2 separate regions of the Homo sapiens genome follow, and region 2 is linked to region 1. Evidence: read pairs that join two places in POLR2A ChIA-PET (ENCODE). Cell type or tissue: PC-3. All regions are shown on one strand. Links, peaks and the distances in the headings refer to the core of each region. The heading gives the core; the rest is flanking DNA. Region 1 overlaps SMAP2 (small ArfGAP2). Region 2 overlaps ZMPSTE24 (zinc metallopeptidase STE24).

What was found. ChIA-PET counts read pairs that join two places held together with the same protein. Peaks named below come from ENCODE experiments on the same cell type or tissue, not always from the same donor. Only the 100,000 strongest peaks of a DNase experiment are listed, where the experiment ranks them.
Region 2: POLR2A ChIA-PET joins it to region 1 with 11 read pairs; 9 of 35 experiments call an interaction of 5 or more read pairs at or near these places.

What each region holds. Positions count from the first base shown.
Region 1 is chr1:40,378,507-40,389,928 of GRCh38, reverse strand. All of the region lies in intron 1 of SMAP2 (small ArfGAP2), which reads right to left. Among named protein-coding and RNA genes, the nearest start is that of SMAP2, 10 kb to the right of the region's middle. RefSeq lists an enhancer at 3,915-4,184. In PC-3, for the core only: CTCF peaks have their summits at 6,981 and 7,181; a DNase peak (open chromatin) is centred at 6,238; H3K4me3 peaks cover 3,528 bases; H3K27ac peaks cover 6,145 bases.
Region 2 is chr1:40,262,701-40,274,122 of GRCh38, reverse strand. It overlaps ZMPSTE24 (zinc metallopeptidase STE24), which reads right to left. Exons shown (of 10, transcript NM_005857.5): 3 at 6,251-6,337; 4 at 5,588-5,704; 5 at 3,996-4,148; 6 at 2,088-2,229. Among named protein-coding and RNA genes, the nearest start is that of ZMPSTE24, 10 kb to the right of the region's middle. RefSeq lists an enhancer at 1,434-1,533. In PC-3, for the core only: no CTCF peak of the experiment used is centred there; a DNase peak (open chromatin) is centred at 6,182; H3K27ac peaks cover 1,103 bases.

The sequences.
Region 1 (11,422 bases), core at 2,283-10,282:
GGGCGGGGGAGGGGAGTGGGTGGAGGTGGGGGCATCACAATTTCAAAAGAGCCCAAGTAAGATTCTTTAAACGAACCTGTTCCAGTGGGCACAAGGAGTTTCTAAAACTGCTGCAAGGTTATTAAATTCTACAGCACCTGAGAACCACGTCTAAATATTTACTCCCATCCCACAAAAGGGCTAAAGGACTGCTATTTCAGCCTCCTGTTTCACACTTCATGCTACATTTTTCCCCAGGATGATGTGTCACACCAAAACCTCCTACTGAGAGGGCAGAGGATTCGCTTCATGTCTAGCTCCAGCTTCCAAAGCAGCACAGGTGGCAGAAGCACAGAAATGAAATGGCACAAAGAAGCAATTACCACAAAGCAACCATGAGATTCACCTGCTCAGCTTCCTGGTGTCACAGATCTTCAGCTATCTGGGCTAACAGTATGAGGAAGACTATCAAAAAACAAAACAAAGCATATGACCTGAACACACATTAACAGAATAATGCTGCTCATAATAGGGACATAGACACTATGTGCCAGACACCGTGCATTAAGTATGCAGATAGACATGAAAACACAGTCCCTGTCCTCATCTCCAGTCTGAGGGCCCTTCTTCAAAAAAAAAATAATAATGCAGTAGCTGTTACCTCCTTTCTACTAATGTAGGACCTCTAATCCACCTCCTTAGAGGACTAAGTTTAAGTGAATGAGGACTGTATGAACAACATAAGATGCTAGTCAATGGCGCAAGGGTATTTCCGCACATCAGGTATATAATGTTGTGTCCGGAATTGGTGGGTTCTTGGTTTCACTGACTTCAAGAATGAAGCCGTGGACCCTCGCAGTGAGTGTTACAGTTCTTAAAGGCGGCGTGTCCGGAGTTTGTTCCTTCTGATGTTCGGATGTGTTCGGAGTTTCTTCCTTCTGGTGGGGTTCGTGGTCTCGCTGGCTCAGGAGTGAAGCTGTGGACCCTCGCGGTGAGTGTTAAAGCTCTTAAGGCAGCGCGTCTGGAATTGTTCGTTCCTCCCGGTGGGTTCGTGGTCTCGCTGGCTTCAGGAGTGAAGCTGCAGACCTTCGCGGTGAGTGTTGCAGCTCATAAAGGCAGTGTGGACCCAAAGAGTGAGTAGCAGTAAGATTTATTGCAAAGAGCAAAAGAACAAAGTTTCCACACTGTGGAAGAGGACCCGAACAGGCTGCCACTGCTGGCTCGGGCAGCCTGCTTTTATTCTCTTATCTGGCCCCATCCAATCACATCCTGCTGATTGGTAGAGCGGAGCGGTCTGTTTTGACAGGGTGCTGATTGGTGCGTTTACAATCCCTGAGCTAGACACAAAGGTTCTCCACATCCCCACCAGATTAGCTAGATACAGAGTGTGGACACAAAGGTTCTCCAAATCCCCACCAAGAGTAGCTAGATACAGAGTGTCCACACAAAGGTTCTCCAAGTCCCCACCAGAGTAGCTAGATACAGAGTGTCGATTGGTGCATTCACAAACCCTGAGCTAGACACAGGGTGCTGATTGGTGTGTTTACAAACCTTGAGCTAGATACAGAGTGCCGACTGGTGTATTTACAATCCCTGAGCTAGACATAAAGGTTCTCCAAGGCCCCACCAGACTCAGGAGCCCAGCTGGCTTCATCCAGTGGATCTCGCACTGGGGCTGCAGGTGGAGCTGCCCGCCAGTCCCGCGCTGTGCGCCCACACACCTCAGCCCTTGGGTGGTTGATGGGACCGGGTGCCGTGGAGCAGGGGGCGGTCTCGTTGGGGAGGCTCAGGCTGCACAGGAGCCCACAGAGGTGGGGGGAGGCTCAGGCATGGCGGGCTGCAGGTCCCGAGCCCTGCCCCGTGGGAAGGCAGCTAAGGCCCGGTGAGAAATCCAGCGCAGCGCCGGTGGGCCGGCACTGCTGGGGGACCCAGCACACCCTCTGCAGCCGCTGGCCCAGGTGCTAAGCCCCTCATTGCCCAGGGCCAGCAGGGCTGGCCGGCTGCTCCAAGTGCGGGGCCCGCCAAGCCCATGCCCACCCGGAACTCCAGCTGGCCCACAAGTGCGGCACACAGCCCCGGTTCCCGGAGCTGGCTCCCTCCACACCTCCCCGCAAGCCGAGGGAGCCAGCTCCGGCCTCGGCCAGCCCAGGAAGGGGCTCCCACAGTGCAGCAGTGGGCTGAAGGGCTCCTCAAGTGCGGCCAGAGTGGGTGCCAAGGCCGAGGAGGCACCGAGAGCGAGCGAGGGCTGTGAGGGCTGCCAGCACGCTGTCACCTCTCAATGTGAAAGTGCCGGCCCATCTTGCTGTGGTATGACCCATAAAGCTGTTCCTTATGTCCCTTATGTTCCTTAGGTCCCTTATGGGGAAACCAGGGTTCTCCCGAATTCCCCATTCCTTGCCTCAGCAGACATCTACTGCAATGAAGCAGTTCAGAATGATAATGCCCATAGCAAAGCCATCTCTACGTGGGCTCAACCCAGAGAATCCCCTTGGTAACTTTTTAAATTAGAGGGCCCACTTGACTACTCAAATCTGAACACATAAATAACCCATCACTCTAACAACAACACAAAAATTTATACTTCCTTATTTGTATTGTTAAAAAATTGAAAATTCAAATATTAACAATTGGGCAAGAGATAATAATGACATATTCCAATGCTGGGATACAATAAAGGTATTTACACGTTTTTAATGTCATGAAATAAGCTTATAATAAATGTTAAGCAAAAAAGAATGATATAAAATCATTATGGTATAAGCTCAAGTAAATGGGTGATAAGAATTATGAAAAATAAGGCCGGGCATGGTGGTTGATGCCTGTAATCCTGGCACTCCGGCAGGCCGAGGCAGGCAGATGATGTGAGCTCAGGAGTTCGAGACTAGCCTGGGCAACATGGCAAAACCCTGTCTGTACTAAAAATACAAAAATTAGCTGGACGTGGTGGTGTGCACCTGTAGTCCCAGCTACTATGAAGGCTGAGACAGAAGAACTGCTTAAGCCTGATAGAGGCTGCAGTGAGCTGAGATCGTGCCACTGTACTCCAGCTTGGGCGACGGAGCGAGAGACCTTGTCTCCAAAAAAAAAAAAAAAAAAGAATTATGAAAAATACCTTCAGCATCATTATATTTTTCATACTTTCCAATGATTTTTATCGTGGATAGGTTTCAGAATCATAAAAGATAAAGTTGTTGTTGTTTTAAAAAAAACCAGCATTTACTGATGTTTAGATTATAAGCACAGGGATCCTCCTATCTCCCCAGCTCCTAAAATCCCACAAGACAGAAAACAACTGGTCTGTTCCTATGGCAACAAATCTTTTTTTCCTTAAATGTATGAGAAGTCTAATGAAACTGGGACCTATTTTTACTCTGCCCGTAATATGGACCCTTGATCTGAGCCACTTGTGTCAGGCTACTTCTGTCGAGACTAGGCTCAGAACAAGTTAGAATGCTCAGGGAGCCAAGCCGGAGTCTTCCTGATTCCAATGTTTCATTTAATGAAGCTTCCTTTCTCTTTCATATAATCTGGGAATGTTAATACTGTAGTCACACTACAGGAAAGACCTTTCCTCAAGTTTCTCCTCCATCTGTAACGGTTCCTCTAACCGAACTCTTCATGCCTACTTTCAGAGAGACAAAGTCAATCCCTGTTCCAAACAGCTAATCTTTCAGTAAAAATGATTTCAACATAGCAGAAGAGCCTGAATCTCTTAATTCATTCTTTCTCAAATCAGCTGTCACACTCAAATTGGTTTCCGTCAGCTCTGCTGTTTTCAGCTATTTTGAACAAAAGCATCATGGTAAGAACAGGGAGTTTCCTTCCTGTTTCTCTTCTCAGGGTTTGTGTCAGTTATAAGGAGTGATAAAGTGTCAACAACAACAAAAAGACACCAATGCCCCCTTCTCTACAAGCTTTACACTACAGCATATGATGTCACCAGTTCACACAGAAAATTCTGTAAGAAATTATTTTTGAAGGCACAGAACAAAAACAACCACCTAAACAATATCAAGACAAAACTTCCTTAACTCAAAACTAGAAACACTAGAGAACTCATTTCTAAATCCACACATTTGGGGACTTCCAGTTAGACAAGAAAAGAGGAAGTTAAAGAACAAAATGTACTGTGTGCGCACTTCAGACCACTGAGGTGAAATAACATTGTAGGATTAACATGTAAACCCACATCTAAAGATGTAAGCTCTGTGGTAGAGGCCTGGGGATTTATGGTATTCCGTCACCAGCAACTGCTGCAAAAGACAGCATGGCTATTTGAAGAAAAGGAAAAGAAAAGGTGCTCTATTTGCTCAAATCACCATGCTAGGACACACTTATCAGCTACAGCTGAGAGTAGGTCTCTCTCCCTCTCGCATTTGCTTCACTGTTTCAATACATCATAAAATGAGAGCATTACACATTTGATTTGTGGGTGAGGGGAAATGACATGAGGCCTGAGGAACCCAGTTCTCATTGTTTCAGATTAAGAAATTTCTTTTTGGAAGCTTTGACCTGAAATGTTTTTTTTAAAAAAGTATTTTCCAAGTAAGCTTATGAAATCCAGAACTTAAATAAACTGTATTCTATATGTATTTAAAAGCAAACCAGAATTCCTATAGGAAATCTATGAACTGAGGGGAAAAGAGGGCTATGGTCAACAAAATTTGTCAGAGAATCACTTAACATTAATTGAAAATGAAAAAAAGCAACAATAATAAAATTCTACTACTACCGAGTGACATGCTACAAAGGTGGGATTCCAGGGCAAGCTTCAGCCACACATGAGGGAGGATGGGGGATAAGGGGAAGAGCTGGACAAACTGAAGACGACCACCAGAGCAACCTTACGCTGACGGATGGCCACAGCTGAGGCAGATCTGGCTCATCTCTGGGGCTTTCCACTGGGGAGAGACCTGCAGTTCAGCCATCAGTGGACCGGCATTCACAAAGCCTGTGGGGAAACACAGGATCCAGAAGAGTGGGGTAGGGAAGGAGAAAGTGTGGGAAACGGAATAGTCAAACACAGCAGTGAAATATTATATTTATTAAATATGAAGCTTCAAAAATGCATAGATGGACCTCTTAAGTTGAAATGGACCAGCTGAAAAGAACTGGTACTCTGGGAAGCAGTCTGATATGCTTTTTCAAATCCCAAATTACATTTTCATTACACCTGTGAATTATAGTAACACCTGCCAAGAGGAAATGAGTTTTTTGGAGAAAAGAAAGAAACAAGGAAACCTATGCAATTGTTACAGTTGGTAACTTCACTCAAACAACGAGAGTCCTTTATCTGTGGCCTCTGTGGGAAGTAACAGCCTAAAAGCAAACATACTCACACTGCACTGAAAACTCTGCTGGCCTAGTTCCACCAATTCCATTAATATAGCAAGGGCCCAAATGCAGGTGACCTGATTGACAAAAAAAGCACTTCTAGAAAGGGCTGAACTTGTCTCATATAACTCATTAGACACTTTTATAATCACGTAGAAAACAAGTAGCCACAACTTGGAAAGCTCTGCCCTTAAATGGAGCAGCAGCAACATTCCTTACAAGACAAAATATTTTTTTCAGGTCAGGGTAGAAGAAAACAGACCCAGTGATCTTGCCTCCCTCACCCAGTGCAAACTTATCTGAAGTTGTGGGGTAAAACAAACAAATCAATAAGACTAGTTAAACTAACATGCAGCACAAGATAAAACAGCCACACTGCAGTTACCTTAACTGTAAAGAAAACACTGAGCTGAGGCCCGGCCTTGGTGGCTCACATCTGCAATCCCAGCACTTTGGGAGGCCAAGGAGGGTAGGTAGCTCACTTGAGGCCAGGAGTTTGAGACCAGCCTGGCCAATGTGGTGAGACCCTGTGTCTACTAAAAATACAAATAATTAGCTGGGCATGGAGGTACACACCTATAATCCCAGCTACTTGGAAGGCTGAGGCATGAGAATCACTTGAACCCGGGAGCCAGAGGAGGCAGTGAGCTGAGATCGCATCAAAGCACTCCAGCCTGGGCAACAGAGCAAGACTCTGTCTCCAGAAAAACGAAAGAAAAAAAAAAGAGTGAGCTGTACCATGTTTTAACGCTGCAATCCTCAACATTTTCTGTGTATGGCTTCTGTGTGACTAACTCAAGCTGTCCAGTTGTAGATATACTCAATGTGGATACACCATACCTAAGACTTCCCAGAATTGACAGGGTGGGAACTTATTTTCTGAGTAACCAAACGATAAGTTGCTCCTGGCAGCAGCCAACAGTCAAATACATATTCAATACAGGAGCCAATTTGCCTAGTCATACCCCCTAAGTATATAAACTATGACTGAGTTGTTACATTACTTCCTGGGACTAATAATTGTTTCAGCAACAGTCAAGATCCTTTAGAAGCACGCAATGTTATATCTGCCGGAAAACCCTTCCGTTCTCTTGTCCAAAATAATTCAAATACTATAAGGGGAAAGAAATTACATCTTGGAGAATTCAGTGCCTTTGTGTCTTTGCCTGTTTGCGCTGGGATCCCTCCCTTGCTCCGCTTGATCACAGGGAACTACATCTCCCAGGCTCCCTTTGCCAACTGATTTCAGGATAAGTTCCATCAATGGGAGGCACTGAGGAGGATAAGAGGCAGGAGCAGGGAGCAGCCAGGGTAATACGCTCTCTCACTCGGCCTACTTCCAGCTGCCACCAGACTGCTCCTCTTTCCATGCTTCCGCTCACACCAGACCACTCGGACTTCCAGCCCTTGGTGACACCAGTGCACTATTTTCCTTGCAGGCATAGTAGTTCCCAGGCATTGCTAATCGAATGGGTGCCTCACCAGCCCCTGTTCAGCTTCTTGGCTCTTCTAGCAGCCTTGTAACCTACTCCCTATTTTAAATTCCCTCTGCTTATAAGACCAACAGTGGCTTCTGTTCCTCTGACTGGTCCTTGACTGACATAGGGCCTTCCAAACATATTTTAAAACTTATTTTTCAGAAAATTAATAGCTTTCCTAAGAATTAAAACAATTATTCAGATAACCTAGAAAAGGTCTCTTCTAATATGAAACAAAACATTTACAGATGATAAAATCAATTCATGCATTCAAACAAATATTTACTGAGAGCCTGGTCTGTGCCAAGCACTGTTCTAGGTGCTGGGAACACTACAGTGAACAAAACAGGCATAGGCCCCTGCCCCCTAGCTTACATTCTAGGGATGTGTAAAGTGTGGCACATTATGATTTTAAAAATTAGCCAATATAGGACTGTTGCTTTAACAATAGAGGAATTTGGTAAAAGTGGATTAACTTTAAGGTGTTCTACTCTACAAAGACTTGGTTCTTACCTTTTCAATGTGGTATGAACTGTCACATTCCAGGGGCCAATACAGAACTTCTTCAAAGCTAGTATCTAGTTAAACTGGCCACTTGATCAAACAGGAGTACAACTGTGGTAAGGATTTAAGCAGACACAATAACAAAAGGTAGGCACTGTATGCTTACAGTGTAAAGCATATGCATGTTTTATGCAGAATCTTGCTTGGCATCATTTTTACAGGAAATACCATTTGGAGGAACTGAGTCTGACTCAATTTAATAAGTCACTTTATCCCTTCACTGTAGCACAGGTAGAGTCCATCAACATAACATACAAAGCCAGTGGCAGTGTACATAACAAGTAGAATGTCGCAGTCACCGATTGCATGACACGATTTCCAAGATGGAATTTTCAGGCAGAAGAACAGAAACAGACAATGACTCATGTGATGAACAGTTATATAGACAACTGTGCCCAAGAAAGCTGCCACCTACATACCATAATGACATCAGATGAAAAATGCAGAAAAAAGGTAGTTTTCCAATTTATCTAGAAAAAAAAGATTTGCTGAAAAGTATATATACTGAGAGATGAGACTGCAGCTACCTGTTTATGCATCCTAAGCACTGAGCAACCAGGAGCACACATCAGGTATTCCAAATATGACCTGCTTGAGGCTAAGAGCATGTTCAGCCTCAAAAATCAACATCAAGAGCTCCAGAAATAACATAGTATCTACTGCTGGCACTTCACTAGACTTATGCTAAAATAATTTAATGTACCCACAAAGGTACATTTCAATGGAGAATTTAATCGGCACCATGCTCAGACCTTTCTTACTATTCAGCGATCAGGAAGCGTTTCATGCCTGCAATATTTATAACCCCATGTGAATAGCAGGTGGACCTACAATACTATGGGCTTCTTACACAACAGGAAGTCTAAAGCACAGTGCATATTCAAAATCTCAATGCCACGAAGCAAGTCAACCACAGAGCTCAGGTTTTAACCTTACAGTATCCTGACTACCTGTCAAACTCTACTCCTCATCACTCCTCAACATGCAGTCAAAATATACTAAAGAATCCCCACACGCACACACACACACACAAAACAGTGCACCTTCGAGGCTTTGCACATTCTGTTCCCTCTTCCTAGAATACAAAGTTCCCTAAATTAGCTTGGCAAAGTCATACTTATCCTTTAAGACACAGCCTACTTTTCTCTTTGAAGCCATGACTTCCCGAGGAAGACTTCTTTGCCTTCTTCAATGCTTTCATTTCTCCCTGTATACCATGCCACAATAATTTCTGTATTGCATCATTTATATTTGTACACATCTGCTTCCCCATTAGACTGTAAAATCCTTGAGACTAAAGACTCTTTCTTTTAATCTATATGTCCCGGTACAATGTCTGAGAAAAAGTAGGTAGTAAGTGCTTAAGAAACATTTTCTGAATGACTATATGTAGTGGGGGATCTCAGGCTTGCGAAGTTCCCCTAAAAGATATACATTTTCTATTCTTCATCTCACTGGCACCAAATGATATTTAAAGGGCAAGGAGAACAAATAGGAAAGTATCTCTCAGGGAACAGGTTTAATATGTTGACATTAAAAGACAATCTAATGGGGATTTTGATAAATTACTTTCAGTAAAACTATCAATCTAACCATGACTGTCAGAGTTATAGTGCACTAGCTATAAAAAACCAGAAATATATGTGATCTTGGCTAGAGAAAGGCGTTTAACAACTAGAAATGGAAGCAGAACTCCTTCTGTTGTTTCACGCCATTGAATTTTTTACTTTTTAAAAGGTACCACAGGCTGGGTGCGGCGGCTCACACCTATAATCCCAGCACTTTGGGAGGCTAAGGTGGGCGATCACCTGAGGTCAGGAGTTCGAGACCAGCCTGGCCAACATGATGAAACCCCTCTCTACTAAAAATACAAAATATTAGCCAGGTGTGGTGGCAGGCGTCTCTAATCCCAGCCACTCGGGAGGCTGAGGCAGGAGAATGGCTTGAACCCGGGAAGTGGAGGTTGCAGTGAGCCAAGACCACACCACTGCACTCCAGCCTGGGCAACAGAGCGAGACTCCATCTCAAAAGAGAAAAAAAAAAAGTGCCACAGATACAGCTAAAATAATTTTAAATTGATAGGAAAGTTCATTTCTAAGGAATATTTAACAAGCAATGACTTGGCTATCAACAGAAAACAAATGTAAAGCAAAGCTAAAGATTAATGTACATGAGTTAAAACTTAAGACAACTATGAGAAAATTTCTACACAAAGAAATTCCCTGGTCTAATCTTTCATACAAGTTTGAAATCGGGAAACATCCAGAGACCATCCTCAAGGGTACCATAAAGCACATTTGCAAAAATGCCAGAACTCCATATATAGGAAATGGTTTTGGCTTAAAGACTAGGGAATTACTGGGTGAGTCATTCTAACTGTGGCTCCCAGTAACCAGACTATCTTAAAAGGGAATAAAGTCAAAAGTAAAACTAATAAAATCAAGATTAAAAAATTTATGATTAGCAATGGTAAAAGTAAATAATGCAGACATTTGTGTAACACATTAGTTTACAAGGCACTTTCATTTTTCAAACTAGGAAAACTAAACTGAGAAAGTTAGGTGGTATGTGGAATCAGGTCACCAAGCTGCAATAAGCAAAGTAAAGGAATTTAACTGGCTGTTCCAATACCAAGTCTACAGACTCTTCCATTACTCTGCCTCTCTGCCATCTTAACAGTAGGCTTATATGTGTCTATGGGCCTAGGACACTTTCTAAGATGCCTTCAAAGAGAGCAGTGTCTGCTGGGCATGGTGGCTCATGCCTGTAATCCCAGCATTTTGGGAGGCCAAGGTGGGCAGATCACTTGAGGTCAGGAGTTCCAGACCAGCCTGGACAACATGGTGAAACCTTCTCTCTGCTAAAAATATAAAAATTAGTCAGGTGCCTGTAATCCCTGCTACTCAGGAGGCTGAGGCAGGAGAACTTGAACCCGGGAGGGGGAGTTTGCAGTGAGCCAAGACTGCACCACTGTACATAGCAAGACTCCGCCTCAAAAAAAAAAAAAAAAAAAAAAAAGAGAGACAACAGTGTCTTCCAAATCATTTAAGAATAGCTTTCTACTTAGTCAAGATAACTTGGTCACAGCCTTAGAAAATACCTTCAAAGAACAAAGCACTCCTCAATGTGCATGGAAAGTGTATGCTCTCCATGTTCTGTTGATTGAAAAATACAGATGTCAAGAGCTGTGGGTAATATGCTACCATTTGCATAAAAGCACTGCAAAGGAATATATTTAAATGTAATTGTTTGTCTATGCATACATTATCTCTTAAAAGTCACGTAAGAAATTGCCGACAATGGGCTAGGTGTGGTGGCTCACACCTGTAATCCAAGCACTTTGGGAGGCTGAGGTTGGTGGATCACCCGAGGCCAGGAGTTCGAGGCCAGCCTGACCAACATGGTGAAACCCCATCTCTACTAAAAATACAAATATTAGCTGGGCGTGGTGGTGGGCGCCCAGCTACTCGAGAGGCTGAGGCAGGAGAATCACTTGAACCCAGGAGGGAGAGGTTGCAGTGAACCAAGATCTTGCCATCGCACGCCAGCCTGGGCAACAAGAGCGAAACTCTGTCTCAAAAAAAAAAAAAAAGAAAAGAAAAGAAAAGAAATTGCCAACAATTGTTACTTCCACGGAGTGAAAATGGTGGCTCAGAGATGAGGGACAGCAGAATGATTTTATACCGTACATATTCCCCTTTGGACCTTTTGGATTTTGAACTACATGAAAGTGCTACCTTTTTCAAAAAGTACATTTAAATGTAGATTTAAAAATATAGGAGTTGGAACAGAGGCAGTGGTTGGGTGGGGTGAAACATTTCAGAGATAGGATGTAGCAGAAGAAGGGAAAAGCAAAAAATTATTACACTTTCTGTTGGACTCTAGAATTTCATGTGGTGTTTCAGTCTGAAGTAAATACTCCTCAAGATGATCAAATGTCTTGTACTCTTAACTCTTTGCTCTGCCGGGTATGGTGTGTCACACCTGTAATCCCAGCACTCTGGGAGGCTGAGATGGGAGGACTGCTTCAGCCCAGGAGTTAGAACTAGCCTGAGAAACATAGTGAG
Region 2 (11,422 bases), core at 1,846-9,845, 120 kb after region 1:
AGCCCAGCACTGGTAATCTGTGGTAGAGCTATGATTCAAACCCAAGCCTTTTGACCCTGAAGCCTGACGTCTGAAATGCTGCCCCCAACCTACTCAAATCTTGACTTCCCATTAACACCCAGCTCAGGTCATAACCTTCCATAAAGCCTTCCCTGACTATTTTATCTAAAATGAAAATAGCTCTCATACTCTGGATGTTGTAGGGGGAAAAAAAAAGATAAAAAGAAAATAGCACCGATATATTTCACATATTCTATTGACTACCTCCACTGTCATAGCATTAACTATTATTTCACGTTATCTGATTGTAACTTAAGGGATCAGCAACTTAGGTTGCTCCTTCAGTAAAAGCAGCTTAGAGACTATTCTGTTGTACTGATTAATGATTAAATTTCTAGTTTAATATTACCTAAAAAAAAAAGAGTAGTTATTTCAGAGGCTAAAGAAGTAAGTATGAACTGGCTTATTCTACCATTTCTCCACAGACTTTTAAGCTACTCCAATCGTGCCTTTAGTTGGGCTGTATATCCTCAGGAGCCACTAAATGTCTGACATATATATATATATATATATATATATATATATTTTTTTTTTTTTTTTTTTTTTAGACAGAATTTGGCTCTTGTTGCCCAGGCTAGAGTGCAATGGCTTGATCTTGGCTCACCACAACCTCCACCTCCAGGTTCAAGCGATTCTCCTGCCTCAGCCTCCCAAGTAGCTGGGATTACAGGCACGCACCACCACGCCCAGCTAATTTTTTGTATTTTAGTAAAGACAGGGTTTCACCATGTTGGCCAGGCTGGTCTCGAACGCCTGACCTCAGGTGATCCGCCTGCCTTGGCCTCCCAAAGTGCTGGGATTACAGGCGTGAGCCACAGCGCCCAGCCAGATGTCTGAAATTTCTATGTTCTTCCAGTTGCTGTTGATTCATTCTTTTCAGTTGTGACCATCTCTGTTCTCCTCTAACCCTGTGATTGTTTCTGCTTCTATTCCTTCATCTAACACTGCTGCTTCTCACTGGTAATATTTTATTTTAGAGCAGGGATCAGCAAACTGTAGCTCACAGGCCAAATCCAATCTGCCATTTATTTTCATAAAGTTTTATTGGAACACAGCCACACTCATTTGTTTAGTATTGTCTATGGCTGCTTTTGCGCTATAATAGTAGCACTGAATAGTTGCAACAGAGAACAAGTGGCCCGCAAAGCTAAAATATTTACTATCTAGCCCTTTACAAAAAACATTTGTGAAACCATAGCTTAGAGGAAATACAACTGAAACCCAGAAGGGTGAAGTCACTTGTCCAAGATCCTATAACTGGTAAGTGGCAGGAACAGAACTATTACATTCATTTATATGGACTTTATAAATTCTGAAAGTCATAGAACCTTACAACAGTTTCTCTCTACATCTCCGTAGTCTTCTTTGAGACTTTAATAGTCAACTACCAAAGTCTCAAAGAAAGTAATAGACTGGGTGTTAATGGGAAGTCAAGATTTGAGTAACGGTCAAGAGACCACTTAAATCTCAAAAGTAATCATCAAAAAAGCAGAGTATAACAAATCTGCAGTACTCAGTGGTACTGCAGTCTTTGGTAATCAATCTTCAGGTGAGTCCTCCAGAACACTGGATATTTTCTTGGAGGAGACAAGGCCAATAACACTGGCTTTGTTTAAGAGCCTCCAAACTAATACTAAACAGAATTTGACTATTCAAGAGTCCAACTTAACTACCTAAAAGAACTAGGCAGATAACAGAAGTGAATAAATCAGTCTAATATATAAGATAACATAACAGAGAGTGAAAAAGCCTTGGCCAAAAATTTAAAACAATACTGTAAAACCAAACAAACATAGCTGCAGACAAGAGCAGGATTTGGTATCAAGCCACCAGTTTCTATCCCTGGCCTATGTTATCAATTTCTGTAAATCTTAAAAAGCCAAAAGGTAAACTCCTAGCCTTTAAATAACAAATTTTAAAAAGAAAAAAACAAAAACTGATTAATTCTTTTATTAAAATTTTAAGAATAAAGTATCAAATAAAACAAACCACTTGGATAAAACTTTCTTATCCCCAGGTAGCCTTACCTTCCACAACATACACCTTCGTCAAAGGAAAGTCAATACTCTTTGCCATTACTTCAATTTCTTCTTTAAGCTTTCCCTCAGGCAGAGGTGTGAATTTGTCAAATAAAGGGGCAATATAATCAGCATAGATTGTGACAAGAACCTGAAAAGTAAATGTCAGAATAACATATGAACATGTTCTTAAAGAAAAAACATTCTTTATTATACAGATTAAATTATATTAAAACAACTATGTTGACCTCAAACTTGAGAACAAGGAACTTACTTGCTCTGGTATTCCCAGGCCCAAATAGTACCAGATAGTAAGAGCATAATATCTGTCTGATGAATTAAATTGAAATGAGTAGTCTGATAACAGAGTAAACTTATGAATTTTATTTTAAAGGATAATGCTACTAACAGTGATTAAAATCTCTAGGTGGTAATAAGTATAGTCCTTTCAAAACTATCTTGGGGATTTCTGATGCTTCATGAGTCAATCATAACACGCAGTTCTACCTTTTAGCGTAATCACAATAGACCTGAAGTCTTTCCCAAAAAAGAATTAGTAGAACTTGATTGTGTGCTGTTACTTGGTTGGCTTATCAGCTAAAATTAATTACCTGTAGTTCATAATTGTACAATGTGGTTGAAATAGCACTTCCTTAAGCATTTTTAGAGCATTTTCTCTGCTCTTTTTCATCTTACTTTAATTTGCCATACAATAGATACCTGTAAATCCAACTAGCGCCCATTTTCTGATCTTGATCCCATCAATGGAAAATGAAACAATGAGCATTATGTAATTCAGACTAAAATAAACCTCAGCTTGGGCATGGTGTCACACACCTGTAGTCCCAGCTACTCAGGAGGCCAAGGCAGGAGGACTGCTTGAGCCCAGGAGCTCAAAGCTGTAGTGCACTATGATCATGCCTGTGAAATAGCCACTGTACTCCAGCCTGGGCAACACAGGGAGGCCCTATCTCTAAAATAAAATAAACCTCATCAGTGGAGCTGAAGAGCTGATAGATGATAATTTCTGGGTGCACTGAACAGACCACTTTGGGTTTTTTCATTTGGGTTTTTTAAAAATTATTATTTGTAGAGACAGAGTCTCACTGTGTTACCCAGGCTGGTCTTAAACTCTTGGGCTTAAGCAATCCTCCCACCTTGGCTTCCCAAAGTGCCAGGATTACAGGCATAAGCCACTGTGCCTGGCCCTGAACAGACCATTTTGACTGCGTTGTAGTGTTTGTGTTGTGAAGCACTTGAGAGTATGGAAAGAGAAGAGGAATAGGAGATGTGAGGGAGGGAAAAATCAGGGGGAAAAGAGTGAGAGGGAAAAGGAAAGGAGAAGAGAGGCAGGAATAGGTGGCAGTTGGGGAGAAAAGGGAAGACAGGAGAAGGAAAGGAAGAAGAATGGGTAAAAGATAGAAGGGGAAGGGGAAGCAGATGGGGCAAAGAAGGGAGAGAGTGTCTAACGTGGAAGGGAAAGGCAAGGGAAGGGAAGCAGAAGAAAGCCAGTTAAGTATATGCTTTCTTTCTCTTGTCCCTCTTAAATCTCATTTCTCTTCAAAATAACCATGATTTTAGGCAGTGGAGGTCAGTCAGGAGTCATTAAATTATCACACTTAGTCATTCTGGTGGCAACTCGCAAATGCACAACCCAAAACTGCCTGACAACTGAATCATTAAAAGTGACTAACAACTAGTTTCTATGACCTGAAGAGTTAGCATAAGGAGAAGGAAATTTATGGTCAGTCAATACTCCTGTGTCTACAATCAAAAGCAGAAACCAAGGGGGAAATGTATATAAGCACCTATTTATATTTCAGCTGCTTCTTAAGAACTGTTTACATGCCAATGAAGATTACAGTAATCTCACCAAGGAACTTTTGCAAAAGAAAACGAAATAAAGATTTTACTCACCAGAGACACAACTAATGTGAACAGCCAGGCATAAATAAAAAAATAGTCACCCCCAATTTTAATAATGTAAAGTAGAAGTGAAGACACAGGCAACAAAATACACTGAGTCACAACAAATTTCTTGATTGCATCTTTCATGAAGAACCCCAAAGTCTGCAAAAAGAAAACATTACCACAAGAAACTGAGAAACTGGTTCTGCTTTTTAAAATAACTGATAAATAAATACAAAGGATACATTATTAAAGCAATTTTTAAAATTAACATGCAGTGAAACTATATTATATGACATTAGGCAGCTTAAGACAATGGGTAAATGTCTTGCATTTTACAGCTGAAAATTCATTTAAACCTTATTAACTGAGGACGAGTGCAGTGGCTCACAACTGTAATTCCAGCACTTTGGAAGGCCTAGATGGGAGGATTGCTTGAGCCCAGTAGTTCCAGGCCAGCCTGGGCAACATAGTGAGACCCTGTCACTACTAAAAATAATAATAAAAAAATTAACCCAGTGTAGTATAATTCATCTATAGTCCCAGATACTAGGCAGGCTGAGGTGGGAGGATTGCTTGAATCTGGAAGGTCGTGGCTACAGTGAGCCATGATCCTGCCACTGCACTCCAGCCTAGGTGACAGAACGAGACCCTGTCGCAAACAAACAAATGATTAGTAGCTGAAAAACAATAGATATTAGTGCTAAAGGAGTTTATAACATAAATTTCTTTTTTTTTTTTAAGAGACAGGTCTGGCTCTGTTGCCCAGGTTGGAGTACAGTGGCACAATGATGGCTCACCGTAGCCTCAACCTCCTGGGCTCAAGCAATCCTCCTGCTTTAGCCTCCCAAGTAGCTGGGACTTCAGGTGCATGCCACCACAACTGGCTTTTAGAATTTTTTTGTAGAGATGAAGTCTCACTATACTATCCAAGCTGGTCTTGAACTCCTGAACTCAAGTGATCCTCCCGCCTTAGCCTCCCAAAGTGTTGGGATTACAGGCGTGAGCCACTGTACCCAGTCAAGACTTTTTTTCTTTCTTTTTTTTTTTTTTTTTTTTTTTTGAGACGGAGTCTTGCTGTCACCCAGGCTGGAGTGCAGTGGCGAGATCTCAGCTCACTGCAAGCTCTGCCTCCCGGGTTCACGCCATTCTCCTGCCTCAGCCTCTCGAGTAGCTGGGACTACAGGCGCCCACCACCAAGCCCGGCTAATTTTTTGTATTTTCAGTAGAGACGGGTTTCACGGTGTTAGCCAGGATGGCCTCGATCTCCTGACCTTGGGATCCACCCGCCTCAGCCTCCCAAAGTGCTGGGATTACAGGCATGAGCCACTGGGCCTGGCCTTAAGTATTTTTTTTTTAAAATCAGTGTTGACCAGGTTGGCCTCGAACATGTAGCCTTGCCTCCCCGAGTGCCAGGGCAACTGGCCAGAGCCACCGCGGCCCCCAAGACTTTCAGCTATGATCTTTACCATATCTGTAGTTCCCTTTTTTCTCAATTCATACTCTGAAATAGTAAATTATGTTTAAATTATAAACAGTACAGGACAAAAGCACAGAAGTTTTTCACATTTAAAAGAGAACATTTGTATTCTTTATTATACCTGTTGATTGAAGCCATGTTTTTCTTCTATCACAAAAGTATTATAAAGACTCCATGGCAAACCAGTCAATGCACTGAAAAGTGTAGCCAACAGCAGAAACACCAGGGACTGAGTGATCTAAACAAAAGAAAAAACAAAAATCCAGTTTTTATGAACTACTGGCAAACAAATCAACAAGTATTTGCTGAGCACTTACTTACTACATCCCAAGCAATATGCTTGATTCTATGGATAACATAAGGTCTGAAATATCATCCCTGCCTTCAAAAAAGTTTACTTTTGAGAGAAGTAAATGAGAAACAAAACAATTCCTTTTTTATTACACAGGCACTATATGAAAGGTACCTTAAATCATACAGACAAATCCCTAAGATAAAGAGCCTGGATTCTTGGCTTACCACATGGAAGAAAGTCACCTGATAACTAAAAATACTCACACTGGACTATTACGTGATTGAGAAATAAACCATTGCAAATAAGCCTGTGATATTCTGGGATTTGTTATTGTAACTAATGTTATGCCAATACAGCATGGGTAACCAAGGACTATGCAAACAGAGAGGCAAATCTTAACATTGGCAGAAGCCAAAAAATTAACTTTAGTGGAAAGCCTGCCAAGCTAAAAGAAATACCATGACAAATACATGCTAATGAATCACATACCTCATATTCTGGTCCAAAGCCAGCATAACCACAGAACCGTCCAGAAAGTCTCCAGAGATAAGGTATTCCTCCAAAGAGAAGAATAAGCTATAAAACAAAGCATACTTTGATCACAGTTGAACAGTACTAGAAACTATCATATGAGAAAGCATGGTATAAAGAAAGAAAGGACAAAATAATCATCTCTATTAAAAAAACAAAAGAGGCCAGTACGGTGGCTCATGCCTGTAATCCCAGCACTTTGGGAGACTGAGACAGAAGCATCGCTTGAGGCCAGGAATTCAAGACCAGCCTGGGCAACAAGGTGAGTTGAGACCCCATCTCTACAAAAAATTTAAAAATTAGCTGGGCCTGATAGTGCGTACCTGTAGACCCAGCTACTTGGGGGACTGAGGTGACAGGATTGCCTGAGCCTGGGAAGTCAAGGCTCCAGTGAGCCGTGATTGTGACACTGCACTCCAGCAAGGCAATAAACTGAGACCCTGTCTCAAATAAAATAAAATAAAATAAAATAAAATAAAATAAAATAAAATAAAATAACAAAATAAAATATTTTTTTAAAAAATAGACCTATTTCACATTTAGCATAAATTATGCATTTAGATGAGTACTAACCATTGAGATACTAAATTTAGGTGGTTAATATAACATTTTTGTCTGTACACTATATATGGATGAATTGTATGGTATATGAATTGTATGGTACATGAATTATCTCAATAAAGCTGTTCTAAAACAAAACAAAAAAAAACCTTTTGTCAAAAGACCACAACAAAATCACAAACTAAACTTAGAAAGGTTAAACAGCTGGGTATGGTAGCATATGCCTGTAATCCCAGCACTTTGGGAGGCCAAGGCAGGCAGATTGCTTGTGCTCAGGAATTCGAGACCAGCCTGGACAACATGGTGAAACCTGTCCCTACAAGAAATACAAAAATGAGCCAATTATGGTGGCATGATTCTGTGGTCCCAGCTACTCGGGGGAGCTGAGGTAGAAGGATTGCTTGAGCCTGGGATGTCGAGGCTGCAGTGGGCCATGATCGTGCCTGCACTCCAGCCTGGGTGACAGAATGAGACCCTGTCTCAAAAAAAAAAAAAAAAAAAAAAAAAACTTGTTCGAAATCCAACAGCTAATGAGTGATAGAAATGGAATTTGAACCACATTAATATGGCTCCATAATTGTCTTTTCTGTGAAAGAAAATAGTCCTTTTCCATCAGAACAAAGCACAGAAGTGGAGAGTCATGTCCACTTACTAAACTGGGGAACAGAATGGGATTATCTGTGTCTTTGCTGGGTCAGGAAGAGGTGAGGTAGGGGCCCGGCTTTCACAGGAGAAGGCTCTTCCTCAGCACCACCCTTTGTCTTGGTCTTGGGCAGATAAAGTGAACACAGACATTCACTAAATAACCAGGACATTAGGAGCTAGGAAGCAGCTCAAAATTTGAGAAGAATGCATGTTTAAGAATTCTACCGCCCAAAACACATACAACTTTGTGGAACTCATTTGTCAAGAGGAATCAATTTATTTTTTCTCTCTGTAGGACAGCAGCTTAGGAACACAATGATCAATCACATTCCTTGACTAGAAGCACAATATTCCCACTGGTTCAGACATAGTTCCTCATGGTTTGAGGGGTTTTGGTACTATCATATTTCATGGGTACCCTTCCAATCTAATTCCCATTTTCATACATGTATCTACAAATAATATAGTGATTTATGTATGCTTTTAAAGAATGTATATAAATGACATCATATTATACTTATCAGTCTATGATTTGCTTTTTATATTCTAAATTTTCTTAGATCCATCCATGGTGGACTTCAACTTTATTTGGTATTATCAGGATATTTCCTAAAGTGTTTATAACAAATTACACTCCCATCAGCAGTACTCCAGTGTTTCTGTTTTCCCACAATCTCACCCACACTTTAAACTATCCATCTTTTAGACTGTTACCAGTACATTGGATTGGTTTAATATCATGGGTCTCAAATATGGTCTCTGGACAGCAGCAACAGCATCTGGGAATTTCTTAGAAATGCAAAGTCTCAGGCCCTACCCCAGATGTACCAAATCAGAAGCTGGAAGTGGGGCCCAGCAGTTTCTAGGTAAACCTGATGTACACTAAAGTTTGAAAATCATTGCTTTAATAAATTGTTTTCTTTTTTTAAGAGACAGAGTCTCACTCTGTCACTCAGGCTAGGGAGCAGTGTTATGATCATAGCTTACTGAATTTTTGAACTCCTGGGTTCAAAGGATCTTTCCATGTCAGCCCCCCAAGTAGCCAGGACTGTATGCACCACCATACTTGGCTAATTTTAATTTTTTGTACAGATGGGGTCTCACTATGTTGCCCAGGCTGGCCTCAAGCAGTCCTCTCACTGTGGCCTCCCAAAGTGCTGGGATTACAGGCATGAGCTACTGCACTCAGCCCCAATAAATTGCTTTTCAAAAGGCTCCCCTAACACTACCTCCAGGTATTTCCACTTTACTACAACTAATTCAATCTTAGACATAAACCTTGTTTTCCCAAAAGACATGCTTTGGTACCACTGTCTGACATATGCTGTAGTTGTTGATCTAATTGACCTGGGATGGTATTTCTTTCAGCCAATTCCCAATACTAATAAATAATGTATAATTAAGGACTTATAATGCTTTTAGTAAAGGCCACAGCAACTATTATTAAAAGTCCAGTATTTAAATAAGCATCAAGGGTAGTTTTAATATGAATTCTGAATGATCTATAAATGCATTTGAAAACTGATACTGCAAACCTTTTGGGGACTGAAAAACAAAGCATGTTTAGTTTCTTTTGGGGACTGAAAAACAAAGCATGGTGAACTGTACAATGTCTCTATGTTGACAATTTCACTAAGCATGCTCCCAGGGTTGTTCTATGGCAAAATTAATGATCCCAGAAAAAATAATTCCAGCGCTTTGACATATATTATTTCACTACATTCTTTTTTTTTTTTTTTTTTTTTTTGAGACAGGATCTCACTCTGTCACCAGGCGGGGGTACAGCAGTGTGATCACAGCTCACTGCAGCCTCCATCTCCTGGGCTCCAGCAACCCTCCCACCTCAGCCTCCAAGTAGCTAGAACTGCAGGTGCACATCACCACACTCAGTTGATTTTTTAAAAATTTTTTTGCAAAGATGGGGTATCACTATGTTTCCCAGGCTGGTCTCAAACTCCTGGGCTCAAGTGATCCTCCCACCTGAGCCTCTCGAAGTGCTATGATTACAGGATTGAGTCATCATGCCTGGCTTCACTACTACAGTCTTGAAAAACAGGCAGGGAAAAGGGTATAATCATCTCTATTTAATAGATGAGGCAACTGAAACTCTTTAACTGAAAGGTTACTTTAACTGAGAGGTTGAAGTAACTTGTCCAAAGAAACCCAATGACTAAGTAATTCCTACGCATTGAGCTTCATTTACGCTATCTCACTCACTTAGTCCTTGCCACAAACCATACAAGGTATGGCTTAACATCCACACACTTCTTATTTTATTTTTATTTATTTTTGAGATGGAGTCTCACTCTGTCACCCAGGCTGGAGTGCAGTGTTGCAATCTCAGCTCACTGCAGCCTCCACCTCCCGGGTTCAAGCAATTCTTGTGTCTCAGCCTCCTGAGTAGCTGCGACTACAGGCATGTGCCAACACGCCAGGCTAATTTTTGTATTTTTAGTAGAGACAGGGTTTCGCCATGTTGGTCAGGCTGGTCTCAAACTTCTGACCTCAGGTAATCCGCCCCCACCTCGGCCTCTCAAAGTGCTGGGAATACAGGCGTGAGCCACCGTACCCAGCCCACTTCTCATTTTAAAGATGAGAAAACTTAGGCTCAAGAAGGTGAAACTGCTCACATAGAAACATGCAAAAATTAGAGAAGCAACAATTTAAACTTTTCGACCCTGACCTACTCTGCTCCCCAGCCATTCCATTTCTTCAGTGGGCCCTTTATTGATATCTGTGAGATATTAGAGAAAGTGTCTCAGAGAGGCTGGAATTTTCTGTCTGGGTGCAGTGTCATATTTATGTGAACAGTGGCAACCATAAATGGCCACACAATGACTCTATTTAGGTTCCCTCAGGTAGAAAGTACTACGGCAAAAAAAAAAAAAAAAAAAGTCGAAGCTAATCTTCTCACTTGATCTCTGTGACCAAAACATACAAACCTATTAATTCTAATCAACACAAAATAGAAATTAATGAACTTGTTTCCAAACAAAACAAGGTTTCAAAGTTACCCAAAATATTCTTCCTGCCAAGCATAAATGCAGCCAGAAAATCCCCAGAGATAAATTTAGCACATTCATGTTGCAGTCTTTAGAGTTTCAAGAATGGATTTTTCAATGTCATTTTAAAGACTCAGCAGAACAGAGTTTGAAACCCAGTTATCCTACTTATTAGCATGTCCCTTGGCAATTAAACATGCAAACCCTTTAATTTATCCAAGCCTTTGCTTCCTCATTCATAAGAAGGGAATAATAATGCCTATCCTTTCCACTTCACTGTTGTAAACATCAAACAATACATATAAAAACTATGTATGAAGTGAAAATCATGACGACTATTAACTATTACTGTTCCCAACCTTAGCCCATCAGTACTGCTTCTAGTTTGAGCCACAGTACATTACAAAGCTCTCACTTTATATATGTATTCTCCCTATTTCTGTCATCCCCTAGAACAAACAGCCATTCCTATGGTCACCAACCATAATTACCAAGCTACTGTCTATCTTTCCTGGCACTATTTACCAGGGACAACCAAGGAGATTGAAAATGCTTTTCCTATTATTTTACTATGGCCCTGTAGTGGGTAAAGTCAAAGGACTTCCAAGAAGCAAACATCAGAAAGAGAATAGTGTCTACCTCATCTAATTGCCTTGTCATTATTAAACAGAGAATTCAGACTTTTCAGAGATGAAGAAAATATGGGAGCTATTAATCAGTATAGAACAAGAACTCTTGAGTATTACTTCTTCAGGTAGTGTTGTTAAGTTGTTCAACAATTCTCTGGAACTGGTGAAACAGAAGGGGAAATGTCAGTTGACAAAACAGCAAAACTCAGCCGTCAGACATCAACTGCAGAAAGAAGAGGCAAATACACTTACCAAGCAATGGAGGGAAAACATGCAAAATATTAAGTCAAGTT